Regions from separate parts of the Homo sapiens genome. Here region 2 is linked to region 1. Evidence: chromatin contacts called from ENCODE Hi-C data. All regions are on one chromosome and are shown on one strand. Each heading gives the region's core, a stretch centred on a gene start or an enhancer-like site at or near the end of the contact. The rest is flanking DNA. Distances are from core to core; before and after follow the strand shown. Region 1 holds the start of EMCN (endomucin). Region 2 has its middle 52 kb from the start of LINC01217.

What was found. Hi-C counts contacts between places; a loop is a spot of excess contacts on that map. Pooled maps may share reads with other maps.
Region 2: a loop to region 1 is called in a map of endothelial cell of umbilical vein, with 6 times the contacts of the local background. The contact joins the enhancer-like site here to the promoter of EMCN in region 1. A Hi-C loop is called at or near these places in 18 of 168 maps with a recorded cell type or tissue (A673, Caco-2, Right ventricle myocardium inferior and 7 more), 1 of 37 single-sample maps with no recorded cell type and 17 of 50 pooled maps.

What each region holds. Positions count from the first base shown.
Region 1 is chr4:100,516,695-100,519,521 of GRCh38, reverse strand. It overlaps EMCN (endomucin), which reads left to right and starts at 1,500. Exons shown (of 12, transcript NM_016242.4): 1 at 1,500-1,671. The coding sequence starts at 1,608.
Region 2 is chr4:100,737,574-100,740,346 of GRCh38, reverse strand. No RefSeq gene overlaps it. Among named protein-coding and RNA genes, the nearest start is that of LINC01217, 52 kb to the left of the region's middle. RefSeq lists an enhancer at 1,548-1,627. Within about 2 kb of position 1,471, at least 3 of the 41 ENCODE cell types and tissues checked have a DNase peak (open chromatin) inside an H3K27ac peak, as active enhancers do; they include endothelial cell of umbilical vein, where a contact is called at or near this core.

The sequences.
Region 1 (2,827 bases), core at 251-2,750:
AGCACTTAGTGCTGAGGAGTCCAAATGCCATGGAATCCCTGAAGAAATTATTGTGACCAGCATCAGTGGTGACTCTGAGTACTGACAACTTGAGTACAGAAGGAGCAGGAAGTGAGGCAATGTGAGGGTTCGACTGTGATTTCACATGGCCACACCCCAATTTATTTATGGAAAGTGCATGTGACATCTATTCACATATGTTCCTATCTTTATATTCTCCAGGATATGCCAAATAAAGTAACAACGCCAAAGGCAGTCTGTTTTAGAAAATCAATTAGAAGAGGGTAAAATGCAATCTTATGCACAAAATAGAAACTTAGCTCTTCTGACCCCTGGTATAACGTTGGATAAAACAAGCTAACGTTTTTAAGTGTTTTGAGCAGTTGACTCAGTCTAACTCGTTTTGTATGAAGTATTTTCCAGCATGGTGCAGCAGTGAAACTGTGTGCCCTTCTTGCAAACAGGTAAAGGTATAATTTTTGAACAGTTTTTGTTTTTTTGTTTGTTTGTTTTTTTTGTGGGGAAAATGAATCTACACCGATTCATTGACAATGTTGTCCAGTAAAGCCTCATGAGTAAAGGTACGTAAAAGGATGATCAGCTAAAATGAGACATGAAGCCTGTGGCTGAAGAAAAATATAATGTCATTGGCACACACGGGGCTTGTACCCAGGACTATGGCAGTGTTATCACCACGTTTTAATCAGTCACAACTGACATCAACGTGACCCCTGCTATATAGATTATCCAGCCTGGTTGGCATTCCAGTCTTAAAGAGTCAACCTCTCCCAGCTTCACTGATGTGTGATGGCATTTCACCCACTGCCATTCCAACCCTGTCCCCTAAAGAAGAGCATTCATGAGGTGTTATAAGTAATTGTTCCTTATTCATCATCAAAGTTCTTTAGTAAAAACCAGGAGTGACCAATAGACATTCACATGTCTTTGCTTAATTCTATTAAAAAAGACTGAAAAACTTCTCTGTACACCCTTTGGAAGTCTTTTTGCTTACTCAAGAGCAGAGCATAATCTATTTAATACAATTTTTCACTTATATCCAAAAGGTGGCCTTCTCTAATCTGGCTTTCAAGTTGGAAAGAGAAAAGTTAAGTTGATTCCTGATGGATTTTGCTCTAAAATTTAACCCTCGGGCAGTGAAAGCCTCTTTATCCCAACTGAGTAGCTGCTAAATGAGGCCCCTTTATAACCACTTCAGAATGCACTTTCAAAACAAAAGTTAGAAGGCCCTATGATCCATTCTCAAGAAGGATCTGTTTCTGTTCAAAACCAGTCCCGACCTTTCTGTTGAAGAAGAACAAAATAATGTAGTAACAAAAACACAAGTGGCTGCCAAAGGAAGAGAGAGAAAAAAAAAGAGTTCCTGTAAGGGACTGAAACAATAAATCTCCTCTCTGCTGAACTCCCAAAGGGAGTGTGTGTATTTCCTCCCGTTCTTTATCAGAGCCCCCAAAATAAGTAGGAATGGGCAGTGGCTATTCACATTCACTACACCTTTTCCATTTGCTAATAAGGCCCTGCCAGGCTGGGAGGGAATTGTCCCTGCCTGCTTCTGGAGAAAGAAGATATTGACACCATCTACGGGCACCATGGAACTGCTTCAAGTGACCATTCTTTTTCTTCTGCCCAGTATTTGCAGCAGTAACAGCACAGGTATTTTTGTCTCTTATTCCTCTGGTGGTACGGATTGGAAATCACTAGTAGGTGACTCAGCCTCAGTTTACTTTCAGGGATCTTCCCCTGACACTTAGATGCAGCAATTCCTTTGATGAGTTGAGTGTTTGGATGTTGACTTGGAGTGCGTGGAGAAGGCTTGAGAGAGACGGTATTTGTTTCTACTGAAGGGAAATGTTTGCGGGTACAGCAGCCTGAAAGCATGTTCGATGAAATCACAAAGTACTGGAAATATACAATGGCCTCTTTAGAGTATAAAAATCTGGGAATAGAATGCTGGTTAAAAATGTACTCTCTCTCAAAAATGTATTCTTTGCAGACATAGCTCAGAAATAATAAGATTGGCATGTGTGGGTGAAAGGCTGTAATCGGAGACATTATATTGCAGATGTTAGCCTGTATTTTTCCCAACTATTTTTCAGCTCTGATAAATTGAGGAGTTGAGTAAAGCTGCCTAGGGAAGTGAGTCCTAATATTTTGAGGTAGGGTGAATAGAGAGAGATTCATTTGATTACAGTCTATAGATTTTTGCTGAAGAAATATGCACATATCTAAACATATACATACATTTTGCATAACATTTCAGGAATTTATAAACATAAAAATCCTACCTATTGACTTCTGGTTAAGAAACTCAGATAAAAAATAGGTTTGTATCTTCATAAGCCTTGAGTATATCAATGGACAATTTCAAGAACGATTTACATTTGACTTTTAACCCTTCCTGAGTGATTGAAAATAAACTGTTAAATTTAATCAATATTTATTAGGTTCCTACCCTGTACTGCAAGGAATATAAAAACAAGTAAGACGTCCTTGCCCAAAGTGGTAGAAGTACTACTGGGAGAAATAAGCATGTGATTTTAATATAAAATAGATTTAATAAGTGTGAAAATTGAAGAACAAACTACCATAAAAGAACACAATTGGGAAAGACTGATTCAGACTCTGAGGGGTCTTGGGGGGAAAAAAACAAAAACATTCATTTCTAATTTTATTTTGCTCATTCTCAATTTAAAAGATTACTGCCTACAAAATCTTAATTTACAGTGATAATGTCGGAAGAAAATAAGTACATCCCTCCCTGAACAACATTTTATCAGTCATTTCTATGTAAATATCTATGTAAATTTAG
Region 2 (2,773 bases), core at 222-2,721, 220 kb before region 1:
CAAAAGAATGAATTTTTAATGCTAATTTAAAGGACATTAGTTGCTATGGGCAGAATGATTAAAATGCCAGTTTGAAGCAGGAAAATTAGAATGCAGCAGCAGTGGCAATCATAGATTATCAGTGGTTTTTGTATATATGCCAGGATTATAAGACATTCTGTCACCTGCCTATAGAAAAGCTTGACAAGTTCTGGAGGGTTATTTTGGTCTAAGACACATGATGGGTAAATCTTAATTGTCTTATCTTTTAACATGTGTTCATCCAAGTCTCCTCAGGGATGCAATAAAGTAGAGTTATATTTTAGAATGAGATGTATTTACCTGGCTTGATGCATTCATCACAAGTAGCAGAGGGTTGACACTAGCCTATCCTTCCAACCTTGTTTAACAACCACTTACTGAGTACCAAGCACTGTCCTAAGCATTTTACAAATACTAACTCAGGTAATTCTCATAACAAATCTATGAGTTTCATACCATGATCATCCCCATTTTTTTTTTCAGAAAGAAAACGGAAGCACAGAACGTTTAATTAATATGCTCAAGGTCACACAGGTTGTAGGTGGCAGGTCCTAGATTTGAACCCAAGCAATCTGGCTTCAGTGACTATACTGTTAACTAGATAAGAAATCCAACTCAGCAGATTATTATCAGCTAAAGACAGCCTCTCAGTTAACTTTAAATGCACTGTTATCAACATCCAAAGATTATCCTCAAAGATGTCATCCTTTCTGAGGAACTCCAGAACACAGACATAGTGAAATGTAAGGAGTTGAGGCTCACTTACTCTATATTTAAAGATCCTTAATGGATCAGAAGATTCTTGGGGATCAGCAAGGTGTCTCTAATGTTGCCAAACGATTAGCAAAAAAGCAAAGACATAAAGTTTCAAACAAAATTAATCTTTTAAATTCAATCACTCAAACATTTTTAAAAACATTTACAATAAACCAGGCACTAGTCTGGGTGCTGGATAGATGTGGATGAAAAAGACACCACCCCTGCTCACAAGGAGCTAAGAGTTTAGTGGGGTGGGGTGGGGGTGGGGGTGGGGCGGGGGAAATGTAGACAAAGGTAATTTTGTTATGGTATAGAAAGCTCAAGAATGGATATTATATCAAGTACTAAAAGAGGAAAGAGTAGGGATAGCTAACCCTTCTCCTGTAGTGAAGAATAATGTTCAGGGAAGGTTTTAAGGGAGGTGAGATTTGAACTGAGATGTAAGAATGAAGACTGAGAAGATTGCAGCATCCCCCAGCCTTGGCATTTTTGACAATTTGGACTGGATAATTTTTTGTTTGGAGGACTGGCCTGTACGTTGGAAGACGTTCGATGGAAGTCCTGGCCTCTACCCACTAGATGCCAGCAGTGTCTTTCCTCAGGTTATGACAATCAAAAAAGTCTTGAGGTATTGTCAGATGTCCCCTGGGAGACAAAATTGTCCAAAGTTGAGAACTACTGAGCTGGGAGAAAAGGTGGTGGGAGGTGGCTGGGACTAGTAGAAAGGGAAAGATGCCTGTCAGGGAGAGGACACACTGGGGATGAAGGCCTGGAGGTAAAAGAACTGGGTATGTATAAAGCTGTTGGGGCATAAGTGTGAGGTGCAATGTGGCCATGAATGGTTTCGATGATGATAGAGGAGGAAAAACTCACTGGTGACCTGGAGAGAACTCGTAGCAAGCACACACAGGCAGGAGATGGACTAAAGGTTACTCTGAATCATAAATTCAGCCAGGCTGCCTTATGGACTTATAAGGAACCAAAGCCAGCATCCACACCAGTTAGGTGGGGCACAAACAGACTGAGTGACTCATTCTGAGCAAAGGAGCTGCACTCTCCCCAAAGGCAGGTTGGAGGCTAGCTAAGTTCAGACAGTGGTTTTTTTTTTTTTTTTTTTTTTAAGGGAGACAGACATGGTCTAACATGAGGAGAGAGGATTGTGTTCACCCTAATCTTTTTGCTATGTAAAGCGTGAGACTGTGTGATAGGATATCTTCAGATCTGACAGCATAAGTGAATTCAGCAAGGCCCCACTGAGAACTAAAATCTTTGGTGAATGAGCTGCCCTATTTAAGTAGATTTTCCAAGATGATGAAAATCCTTAGTGCTTCAGTCCGCTCCCTTTAAACTTTAATCTTATTTTACTTTATATTGCTTTCTTAGCATAAATGAAACCTAATTGGACTTTTCCTTGATAATTTAATAGTAGTTACTATGATCATTAGGGTGGTGTCTCTGAAGGGTGATCTAATTTATTTTGCATCCTCGGGCAAATCAAATGGACCAACTATTGCAATTGTGTTTTGTAATTTTTTTGGTCTCATTTTTATAGCTAGATATCAGCTGTAGATTTTCACAACATTCTCATTTTGTTGTCTTCTGCCATAATTCAAAAACGTTGTTGGTAATCTTTTTCTTTTTTCCTGAGAAACATAATAACCAAGTTTGCTAGATTTAGGTCTAAAAACAGCTAATCTAAGCTCCAATAATGCCATAAACACTTATCTGATGTTTAATGTATGCCAGACAGTGTTCAAAATTGTAACACTCTCCTTAATACCAAAAGTACTTAAGTCTTAGTGCATCAGGTTTTACAACTATGTCAGTAGTCTTTTCCTTTTACTCTGAAGTTCTTTTATGTGTTCTGAGAAGTTAAGTGGCTAGAATTTTGATATTCAACTAAATGGGATTTTATATACTCATGATATAACACTTTTAGAAATTGCTAAACTCAGGAAGCAGGTGATACTTTTAGCAATCTGGAACTGTTCAA